2 separate regions of the Mus musculus genome follow, and region 1 is linked to region 2. A link is a contact called in ENCODE POLR2A ChIA-PET data. All regions are on one chromosome and are shown on one strand. Each heading gives the region's core, a stretch centred on a gene start or an enhancer-like site at or near the end of the contact. The rest is flanking DNA. Distances are from core to core; before and after follow the strand shown. Region 1 holds the start of Mat2a (methionine adenosyltransferase II, alpha). Region 2 holds the start of Tmem150a (transmembrane protein 150A).

Region 1 (6,008 bases), core at 2,372-4,871, 84 kb after region 2:
AGACAAACTTCTTCATCGTGCTGAACAGATATAACAATCGTGTGGACTCTGATGGGAAGCACAGCACCCCGATCTTGCATATATTGCACAGTCACCTTGAATGCAAAACAGATGGGAACACTTGTCAAACAGCTTTATAGTGGGTTCTCTATCATAAGTTCAAATATAGCAGAAAAGACAAGGATTCTCCCTAGTCAGCTATAATTAACTTGGGAATTTTAATGTAATTTGAGAGAAATGTAGGTTTAAGATCACTACTTACTTGAGTTTTAGAATCTGGGCGTAACCAAGGCAATGTACCATTGCGGCGTAGTTCAGCCAATTTGGCATTTAGCTTGTGTGCTAAGACAATGGTTAAAGGCATACACTCTTCAGTTTCATCAGTGGCATAACCAAACATCAAACCCTAAAAATATGGAGAAGTGGTCAATAAAAGTGTCAGAATTTAACATTTAAAAGGATCCTAATAAACATCGTAATACCTGGTCTCCTGCACCAATATCTTCCTCATTCCGGTCAAGATGAACACCTTGGGCAATATCTGGTGACTGTTGTTCCAAGGCAACCAACACATTACAAGTCTTGTAGTCAAACCCTATAAAACAAGGTGTTCCAGTAACCTTCCTTTTATCTCCAAAATGTTAACAGTAGTGCTGTGCTGCTAGAAAGCTGGACATGCCAAAGCCAAGTGGTCAAGCACTTCTTTAAAAGACCATATTCACATAATTCACTTACTGCCCCCTCTATGGTTTGGAATAAGGTCTCTAACTTGGCTGACTTCAAACTACAACTAAGCAAGCAGCCAACTCCTGCTTTGACACCCAGAAGTTGAGTTTACATCATCATGTCTGGTCACACTATTGATGAGAATCTGTCACTTTATTTGTAGGATAGGAGACTGCTTTTACACTATGTGTCACATTTTAGAGGATATGGTGTAACTATGTAGAGTCAAGGATTACTAGGAACATTCCAGAAGTCTCTCCCACTAGCATCATTTTTGCAGATTCTGTATCTGCAAAAATGAGTTCACAGGGGGAAAAAAATCTTTAAAACATACCTTTGGAAGAGTCATCATATCCAATGTGCTTTATGGCTTCACGAACCACTTTCTGGTAATCAATGGCAGCTCTGGATGTAATTTCCCCAGCAAGAAGAATCATTCCAGTTTTAGCAACAGTTTCTAATAAAACAAAGTTTTATACTTAAAATATTAAGGGGGGGGTTTTTGCTGAGGAACTCAATCATGTTATATAAGCTGTATCACTGGGCTTGGCTTCATGTTCTGTTTTTCAGATAAGGTCTTAGTAAATTACTCACATAGGCATTTAACTTGCTACCAGCCTCAACCTCCCAAGTAGCTGGTATTACCTATACCACAAAACTTTGCTTCAAACGCCTTTTTTGCCATTCATAAACAAGTGCTCTGTACCTACCACAAGCCACTTTAGCATCAGGGTCTTGTTGAAGGTGTGCATCAAGGACAGCATCACTGATTTGGTCACAAATCTTATCTGGAAAATAAAAGTTCCTGGTTCAACTTAACTATTACTACTAACCCTATCTCATCATGTAACTAGCAGTTTATGTGCAACCCAAGAAGCAAATATAGCTATGAATTTGTAGGTGACAGAAGCTTGATGTAAAGTTATAGTAGTATTTGCAAGGTGAGAGGGAGAATCTCCAGTCTTTTGTTTTTGAAGACATGTTTCTCTGTGCAGCTCTGGCGGTCCTAGAACTTGCTCTGTAAACCAGGCTGGCCTTGAACTCAAGAGATCCACCTGCCTCTGCCCTTCAGATTAATCAAAGTCAAAATGATTTATTTTGATATCTCAAAGCCTACCATAGGAAATAACCTCACAGTGTATTTTAGAGACAACTGTTCTTTTTATCCCCCACATTTAAAATGTTACAAACCTACTAAAGAGCCAACTGTCAGGTCATTAACTTCTTAAAACAGTCCATTTCCCCTATTATTAGACAATAGGGAAATGAGATTTTTTTTTTAACCATGAAAATAAATTTAACAGAAGAAACACCAGCAAACAAAAAATGCAGTAATTTTTTTTTTTTTGAGACAGGGTTATAGCCCTGGCTGTCCTGGAACTCAGAAAAATCCACCTGCCTCTGCCTTCGGCTCCAGGAAACTTTCAAGTGTGCTCTAAGCCATATCCAATTTCTCCTTGATTCATCAATTTAGAAAATGGCAGTATCCTGGTCTGGAATGTTTGTGGTATTGAGACAGGGTCTTACACGTGGCCCAGGCTGACAAACTAAACTGCTTCCATACTTTAAACGCTGGGATTGTAGTAGTTAGTGTACCACTGTGCTTGGCTCTATGTTCCTTGATTTTTGTTACTACCCCAAAATGTGTATTGCAGCCACAGAACCTTAAGATGGAATCTAATGGCTGTACTAAGGAGTGATTCAATAGATATGGAGATACTCCTTTCCTTGAGGGGAGTGTGGGAGGAGCCACAGCAACACTTGTCTTTCAACCATCACTCATCAAGATGCTCCTCACAAGCCATGTAATAATATTGCTGTGGACCCCCTGCGAACGGAAACAGCTCAAACTGAATATTAGTATTTACTAAATGGTTATGTTCCATCTGAAACCCAAAGTCCATATAATAGATTCATTATAACCGATCTCATCATGGCGGTTCAGTGGACAAAGCCTTAAGGAAACATGAAATAAATCCTCCTTTAGTTGTAGGAAAAAGACCAAAGGGAAGACTTTAAAACGAAACCTAACGCGATGGGAGTATACACTTAATTCATGCACTTCATCCTTTTCAAGCACACTCTAAATAAGGGATGCCTTCTCTAATTCGCGCTATATTTAGTCAGTGGCAGTCTGTCACCTTGAAGGCTAAAGGGCATGTCTACCCATGCTCTTAAGCGTTTTCCAGGGGCCGGAAGTCAGGGATATTAGAGATGGGACCTTCGGAGACACCAGCCCCCACTTCCAAACTAGGGGTCGGGTGGGTAGAGGCCGCCAGCTCCGCTTCGCCCCAATTCCACATGCGGCGAACACGTGGTAGCCGCTGCAATGCGGGGCGCGCGCTCCCGGCGGCCGGACGCGAGCACGCGGGGCGGGGTCGCCCACTTGAGGTTTTTCCAGGCGACGGGACTAAAGAGGAGGAAGCAGTGCCCTCCCCGCGCCGATCTCAAAACTGCCTCGAGCCCCCGCCCTTCTCGATTTCTGGAACCTTCCGCATGCCGGGGCGCGCCGCCGGATGAGGAGCGGAGAAAGGGGGAGGGGAGCGGGGCCGCACATTGCAAACTCGCGGCGCCACGAGGGAAGCGCGCGGCCGCTGCCATGCCCACCGCCGCCGGAGACGGCCTCGACCACCCCCAGCGCCACTGCCCTCCGCCCTTCCCTCCTCCGAGTCCCCGTCGGCTCACCTGGGTGACCTTCCCCTACAGACTCGGAAGTGAAGAGGAACGTCCCCTCCTCAATGAACGCCTCGTGGAAGCCGTTGAGCTGCCCGTTCATGGCGGCGGCGGTGAGAGAGGGCGACTCTGAGGAGACTGAGAGGCGGCGAGGCGGAGGGCTGCGGAAGACACAGAGGGAGGATCGCTTCAGCTCTCGGCAGGCTGGAGACTCGGAGCGAACGGAGCGGCGGGCGAAGCGGCCCAGTATTTATAGAGCAGGGGGTCGCGCGCGCCCGGCTCGGGCTCCGCCCCTCGGCGTCGCGCGCCAATGCGCCGCGGGCGGGCGGATGGGGGTTGGCAGGGAGGTCCGCCGAGCCGAGCTCCGGCTGAACCATTCTACCGATGGGGGGGGCGAGCAGAGCTAACCGGGCCTCCTGCCAGTAGTTAGTCATCTTGATGGCGTGGGTTAAATGGAGATGTAAGTGAGTAGACTTGGGGTTTACGCCCATCCCCACGTTGATTGCTGGAGAAGAGAGGATTTGGATTTGAAGGACGGCCTCCCCTGTACGAGGGTATGGTACATCCCTCCGACCGTTGCCCACGGAGGTCTGCCGGCGCGCGCGCCTCCCAGCGGCGGCCGTGGCGGTGGCGGCCGTTTTGTGCTGTGGCTCTCGCCGAGGGTCTTTCCTGCCACCACCACCCTCCATTCGCCACCTCGTGCACCAGCGCCGGGTGGCCCTCTGCCATGTGAAGGTGGCCATGTTGACTGGCCAGCGGAGGCTAATAGGCACTGCCCTTATCCATCCTACACGGTTCCCTCCGGGGAACGAGAGATTGTGAGGGGTTCTAGCCCTACCGTTAGTCATGCCTCGAGTAACTGCTCTGGGGAAAATGGCTGTAAAGCCAACTAGCAGGAATGCTGTATTGTTTTTCCGAACAATTGCCACTTGCCGGCGGCCTCCCCTCCCCCCTCGCCGAGCCTCGTGGACCCCCGTAGTCTGAGACGGTACTAGATTCTTTTCTATCCTAAATCTGACTTTGCATGGCTTGGTTTTCCATGCTTCCTAGGAAGAAATGGACGTTCCAATCTGTTCGAGAGAATATGAATGCTTCTTTCGTGTGTGTAGGGGAGGGCGCTATTCAAGCCTTCAAATGTGCTTCAGATGAGCTTGTCAAGGTCAAATGGCCTCGATTTTATGACACTTTCTCTTTTAAACTTTTGCAGTTGTCTCAGTTTTGCTCATGAAATGAATTAACAGACGGGGAAAAAAAGGGAAATAAAACTCCATACAGACAAAGAGTGGAGTCTGGAGCTAATTGCATGCAGAGACCCTCTATGAGGCCAGTGTCACACAACTGTTGGGTCCAGTCTTAGGGCAGGCCAGGAGCCTGGTGGCTTTTGAGAACCAGTGTTTGTCAAGAACATCGGGTTTTATGATGCTAGGGAACAGCCTGCTCCTAGCATAAGATGCACTTGACTGTGAGGCTGAATGACAACCTCCGGCTGCCAGCTGCCTTGCCTCAGAAAATTAGGTACACTATGAAAAGCAAGGGGCATTTCCCTCTAGGGTGTGTGCCAGTGCAAAGGTGGGAGTTTGAGAAAGGCACTGTGGGAAACAAAGGAAGCTCTTAGACTGTGCTATGCTAGGAACAAAGAAGATAAGGGACACACACAGGCTCATCTCCATGTCGGAAACCACATCGTTGCAGGCAGCCTGACAGTATTTTGTTCTTGTTCGTTGGGTTTATTTTTAAAACTAGCCCTTCATGAGAAAATAGTAAAGACTTTCATAATTTTTACTTGTTTTAGGGGCTAGAGAGATGGCTCAGCCATTAAGAGTACCTCACAATGAGTAATAAAATTGCCAGACAGACCAAAATGCCTGTGTAGACCGGTCAGTGCATTACCTTCCAGCAGAAAAATCTATATAGAAGCCAGAATATAATTAAAAGGTTATTTTATTAATAGAGAGGGAGGAGGTTAAATTCAATGATTAGTTCATTAAATTCTGACACCCCTTTGCTCTCAGCTCCACAGCTGGTTTCATCCTGCCAAGAGAATTAAACTCAGTTATACATCATTACCTCTCTTGCTCATAGGGACTGCAATTCGTGGCTTTGGGTCACGCTTCTGCTGTTACCTAACAGAATAAGCAACCTCCATACCTCTGTCTTCAGCCTGTAAAGTTGGGATAATAGTAGGAAAAATTTCCAAGAAATCTTTTGCACGGTGTCTAACATATAACAGGAACCACTAAAGTAGTGAATTGTCATTTTACAGGTGTCCATTTGCTGGTGGGACAAAGGCTAAAATTCTCTACTTATCCTGCTGTGGTTGCTTCTTGAGACCAGGTCTCACTCTGTAGCCTGTGTTGATCTGGAACTCACTGTGTAGCCCAAACTGGCCTTGAATTCATGAAAAGCCTTCCCTGTTTCAGCCTCTAGAGAGCTAAAGATTTCAGGAGTATTCCACCAGACCTGGCTAGTCTCGCATGCTCTCATTAAAGGGTAGAGTATGCTGTTACTATTATTTCACACCGTATCTCAGAACAGTCCCCTCCACCTTCTACTCTGGATCTCTTTGACTAATGGTTCAAGTCATTCATTGATCCGCATCAAAACAAGTA
Region 2 (5,696 bases), core at 2,184-4,683:
TTTCTTTCTTTCTTTCTTTCTTTCTTTCTTTCTTTCTTTCTTTCTTTCTTTCTCTCTCTCTCTCTCTCTCTCTCTCTCTCTCTCTCTCTCTCTCTCTCTCTCCTCTCCTCTCCTCTCCTCTCCTCTCCTCTCCTCTCTCTCCTCTCTCTCTCTTCTCTTCCTTCTCCTCTTCTCTCTCTCCCCTCTCTCTCTTCTCTCTCTGGAATGGTTTTTTCCCCTCAGTTCTTAACTAGAATTAAGCCTGTATTTTACAGTTTTGTGATTCCTGAACTGAGTATATATTATTTATAAGAGAGAATTGGTTTTGCAAGGGGGTTTGGGCTGTGCAAGAATAATGATAAAAACTGGGGTTGTACCCCACTGACAAGCATGAATGACTTTGAAGAGTGTGGAGCAAGAAGGGAAAAGATATATAAGTGTATATGATGAGAATAAAGTATATACTGGCTGCAGTCTAGCCAGCAGGGGTGGATCTAAAATAAATGTGAAAGAACATTCCATCTCTCTGATCATCTGGGGTGCATTGCTAACTAGAGAGCAGCCCAGACAGGTGGGAAGCTCTTTGGGTGGTGAGTATCTAGCCTGCTGTGTGTTTGACAAGACCTGTGTCAGGGTGGTGCTTCCCAGATAACTCGAATTTAAATGAGACCTTTGTATAATGAGCATTCGACTTTCCTACCTCTGAGCCTTTTGAAGAAATTGCATATGGAATGTTGACAGTTATTTGAAACCTTAACTCTTTTGAATTCCTGAGGAGCTGTTGGCATCCAGCCCAAATTTCCTTGGTGTTAGAGTACTGCTAGAAGTGAAAGCCTTCCTAGTTAGGGGTTCCTCCTTTCCCAGAGCAAACAGAACAAGAGGTTGGGAATGGTGGTGAACAGCTCAAGAGACAGAGATAGGAGGATCACTGTATGTTTGAGAGTAGCCTAAGCTACACAGCAAGCATCAGCGTGTCCTGGCTATGTCATGGTGCTAAATGCAGAAAAAGCCATACATTCTTTTTCTCATTTCCAGTGTTTCTGTATAAAAAAATGAATTATGCAAACTGTTTGAAAATCATGGACGGTACTTTTTAAACCAATAAACTATTTTTACAGCATTTTTTTGCCAAAAGTTGTGAAATCACTTGTGTACTTGGGGGGAAGGGAGATTAAGTGCCTGCCCTAAAGTTACTCTGCTACCCAGTCAGCACTGGAAATCTCTCCTCTTGCTGTGCTGATTATTTTAAGAGCTGTTCTGGTTGGAGTGTAACGGCTAGACTCATGTAACCTAAGAGTTGAAACTTTGAAAGACATCTGGTCTCACTTTTGTCCTCTTAGGCAGCTTCCTCTTTCAGGTGTCCTTAAAGCCTGGGCTTCATTAGACCTTCATCTTAAGAGAGTTGTTTTAGGGATTATTCAGGTTGGCATATTAAACCTAAAAGTGCCTGCAACACCACCGCCCGGGAATTCTAACACCTAACAAGTCAGGAGAATCAGTAGAGCTCGTGAACAATCTTCCAAGACCTTCCCCTAAAGGTGAAACAGAGAGACAAACCCAGCTCAGTAGGATACAATCAATAAGTTAGGAACCACAAAGTGAAACGGTGTACCTATATAGGCCTATAATGGCAGTACCAAGGCAGAGGCAGGATGAGAATCAAAAGACTAAGCTGAGCTTGGTGGAGCACACTTTTAATCCCAGCACTGGGGAGCCAGGCAAATCCAGCCTGAGGTATGTAGTGAGACCTTGTCTCATTCGTGTGTGTGTGTGTGTGTGTGTGTGTGTGTGTGTGTGTGTGTGTGTGTATGTATGCTCGCGCACGTGTGTGCCTAGAGAAATGGCTCCGCTGTTAAAAAGCACTTGGTATTCTAACCGCAGGACTATATATTCCCTCTCTTGAGGGGAAGAAAACAAGCTAACCAGGCGTGTTGCCTGTAATCCTAGCACTCTGGAGGCTAAAGTCAGAAGGATCATTAGTATGAGGTTAATCTGAATTATATAATAGGACACTAATCCCCCTGCACCCCAAGATAGCTTTCAATGATGGTTCACAGCCTCACATAAAAGAGAAAAAGGTACCTGGTTAGTTGTAATGTAGTGGGACAGGAAGATGTTCTGTTACTGAGAGAGTCACCTTTGTCCCAAAGGTCAGAAGCTGGCCTGGATTTTATACCCACCTCCACCCCTGTCAATTCAGCCAGCTAGTCTTGTCCAGTGATCATTGCACAGCCATATTTCTTGGCCCTGTTTTCACTAAAGTTCTGATGGTAGGCGAGAAAAGGCCATTAGTAGTTTCTGTACCATTCCTGCCCTCCATTTGGATCCCCCAAAAGGTTTCTCCTCTTAAAGGTCCAGTTCACCACTTGTTTGGCTCTGTTTTGTTTCAGCACAGGACTTTGTGCAGCTAGCCCTGGTTTCACTAGGGGTGGCTATCTCCCACTCTTACCAGCCTGGGATCATATCCCCTTGGGATAATGATTCGCTGTCTCATGGGGGTCCCACTGCTTATAGGGAGAACCAGGAACAATTGTCCTATGTAAGCAGAAGTAGCCATGCCCTTTCCATCAAGAAAAGAATATCCAGGGAGCACACTCTTTCCATTAAGGAGAGACTAATAAATAACTTATCCCCACATAGTCCTGTTTTCTCTTCCTAGATTCCACTTGAGTCCCTCACCTTCCCTCTGCTAATGAACACCTGGCTGCTTTAATCTTTATCCGCCCTACACAGGCACCTGCATGTATTTAGAATGGATATCCTTTAGGACCCTATACCATATTTTAAGTAAGTGTTGTTGAGTCAGGAAACATCTTGGACACCGTGACTTATGGCCAGTTCTCGTGTGTCCCCAAAATAAAATCAAAGCCAGCCCTTTCCAGAGTTTGCTAAAAGGGACGGGCCGGAGGGTACAGAGTTGGGTAGCAGAACCCAGCCAGCTTTGGGTTTCCCAAGCCAAGCCTAGGCTCGGTGCTTGGCTTCTCACCCACCAGCCTCATGCCTGTTCAGACAGTGGCAGGCTTGGGGCGCCACACTGAGAGAGTTGAAGGAGCTTCCCCCAAAGTCATATAGTCCACTGAGACAGTGGAAAGCTTCTTCAAGCCACGTGCACGATGACAGCCACAGGCGACATGCACAGGCAGAGCTGCCGGGCTAGCCCGCCCGCACTCCCTCCGCAGGAATGACAACTGCCCTCTAGATCTTAAGTGTCAGAGGTGTCCGGGTCATAGCCTCGGGCGCCCAGGTCCCTTAGACTTGGGGCACCGCCCATGTTTCCCCCGTGACATTGCCGCGGGGGCTCGGGAGTTGTAGTCTCGGGCGGGGCTCTGGCACCCGGGCCCGGGCTGCGCGGACTCCACGTCCCGGCGGGCGGCGCGGCGGGCCTGGGGCCGCCAGGGGCGGGGCCGTTCGGCCCTTTAAACCTTTCAGGGCTGCTCCGAGGGCCGCAGCTGGAGACGCGGCCACGAGGGGGCCGAGCAGGGAGAGGCGGCAGCGGCGGCGGGGAGCTCCGGGGAGGTGCGTACCGGATTCCTTTTCTCCCGCGGCCTCCGAGGGATCGCCTTGGGGAGCAGGGCTCTGGAGGGAGGGGGTATTGTCGCTGGCTGCACACTCCTACCTAAATTGGGGTCCCCGTACCCACGCGAACTGGACCCGGTCAAGCTTCCCTCGAGAACCCGCCCCTTTGCCGGGGCGCGGTGGTCAGGTGGTTTGCCCGCCCGGCAACGACTCAGAGCCGCTCTCTCGGCCCGGCGCACCCTCCCAGGCTTTCCTTGGCATGATCCCCTTGATTGTCCTAGCTCCAGCCTTCACCAAGCCGACGTCCCTCAGGCCGGGGAGCGTGGCTCTCTTTCCAGATGTTACAGCCCTGCCCGAGTCTCTCAGCGCGCCCGTGGCATTTGGGTAGACCGCGGAGGCCCCAGATGGATAAGCCAGAGGGTGCCACGTTCCTGCCGGGGCTCATCCCAAAGTCTGGACAATCAAACGCCCAAGGAGAGCTCTGGATGAAGTGTTGCCCACCATCCCCATCCCCCTCCCAACCCCCCCCCCCCGCCCGCCCTGGTCAGTCACCAGACCCTGGACCTTGATCTCTCTCCCCAACCAGGCCAGGGCAGCTGATGATTGTGACCGAAATATCTCAAAGTAGCTGGGCCTGCCCCCTTTTCCCCACCTACCTGTTGTCCTTACCCCCAAACTACCACCACCCTGGCTCCACTCCCTCATGACCGCCTGGATCCTCCTTCCTGTCAGCCTGTCAGCCTTCTCCATCACCGGCATATGGACTGTGTGAGTAAGAGGGGTGTGGAGGGGGGGGTCTAATAGAAACTTGATGGCACACACACAAAGTCCCTTGTCCCGTTTGCAGGCTCCAGAATGGTACCCAGGGTCACTCTTTCTGTCTCCAAAGCTTGGCCTGATTCCTGGGCACACAGCCTCTTGGGACAAGCTGGCACCACTGCGGTCCAGCAGGACAGCTCTGACATACACTTGTAGACAGGGCAACTTCCAGAGGCTCTCTAGTGGAGGCAATTGTGCAGGGTCTGCTCCAGCATCAGTAACTACCTCCCTCTTCACCCCACCAAATAAATTCCCAGCCAGGGCATTGAGGCTGAATGAGGTCAAAAGTCAAAGAGCCAGGAGGTGGTGGTGGGGTCTGAAGAGCCATGAGGACAGGGTGACAGTTGTGCTCCCACAGGTATGCCATGGCCGTGATGAACCGCCACGTGTGCCCAGTGGAGAACTGGTATGGAGCACTCTACAGATGGCCTCACTCTAAAGCTCCCTTCATCTCTGTCCCTCCTTGAGCTCACAAGCTACACGGAGACCATAGGCTGTTCTCTGACATTGGTCTCCAGGCATGACATCCTGTTCATCTGCCCACTTCCCACCATCCCCTCATCTTCTTTGCTTCTGCTTCAGGAAGGTCCTGGGGATGTCTGAAAGATTTCCTCTTTGGAAAAAAAAAAGTTCTAAGATGCTCCTTCCCCCAATCTCCCCCCCCACCCCCGTGTCCCACCTGCCAGGTCCTACAATGAATCCTGCTCTCCTGACCCTGCTGAACAAGGGGGCCCTAAGAGCTGCTGCACCCTGGATGATGTTCCTCTCATCAGGTAGGTCCCTCCAGACTGTCAGAAATCCCCTCGGAGCTGTCTCTGGATCTTAAGAAGAAACATTAATATAATGTCAATTAATACTGCCAGGCCAGGCTTAGTGCCAAAGCTATAATCCTAGCTCTTGGAAAGCAGTAGGAAGATGAGCTCAAGGCCTGCCTGTGCTATATGAAACCCTGTCTGGAGAGGAGAAAAGTGGGAGCCTGGGCATCGGGCATGTGGTTCAGTTGGCAGAATGCCTGCCTAGCGTGCACATAAAAGCCCAGCACCACATAAAACTAGGTGTGGTAGCACATGCCTGCAATCCCAGCAAGAGCATCAGACATTCAAGATCACCCCCCAGCTAGTTTTTGGCCAGCCTGAGCAATGTAAGGCTGTTTCAAAGAAATAAGTGCACTACTTGCTATTTCTAGGAGCTGGGCATCCCACTGAGTTTTATATGCCAGTGGTGCCTTTTAATCCATCCTGCAGGTTAGGCTCTGTTCTTTTCACCCCCTTTAGCTGTGGAAACAGGCTTGGAGACACTTATTCAGGTCACACAGTCAATGAAAGTATGTGCATTTAAGCTCAGCACCTCTGAGTGGCCAGCACAAGTTCAAGAAAATCAGA

Evidence for each region. ChIA-PET counts read pairs that join two places held with the same protein, here RNA polymerase II (POLR2A).
Region 1: POLR2A ChIA-PET joins it to region 2 with 15 read pairs in embryonic stem cell. The contact joins the promoter of Mat2a here to the promoter of Tmem150a in region 2. POLR2A ChIA-PET finds 5 or more read pairs at or near these places in 5 of 5 experiments (Patski and embryonic stem cell).

The regions. Positions count from the first base shown.
Region 1 is chr6:72,435,935-72,441,942 of GRCm38, forward strand. It overlaps Mat2a (methionine adenosyltransferase II, alpha), which reads right to left and starts at 3,622. Exons shown (of 9, transcript NM_145569.5): 1 at 3,412-3,622; 2 at 1,437-1,514; 3 at 1,061-1,183; 4 at 483-595; 5 at 263-406; 6 at 1-95. The coding sequence starts at 3,502. It overlaps Particl (promoter of Mat2a antisense radiation induced circulating long non-coding RNA), which reads left to right and starts at 2,749. Exons shown (of 1, transcript NR_046011.1): 1 at 2,749-4,681.
Region 2 is chr6:72,352,050-72,357,745 of GRCm38, forward strand. It overlaps Tmem150a (transmembrane protein 150A), which reads left to right and starts at 3,434. Exons shown (of 8, transcript NM_144916.3): 1 at 3,434-3,495; 2 at 4,082-4,263; 3 at 4,673-4,720; 4 at 5,001-5,087. The coding sequence starts at 4,199. 0610030E20Rik (RIKEN cDNA 0610030E20 gene) reads left to right here. Exons shown (of 4, transcript NM_026696.1): 4 at 1-1,113.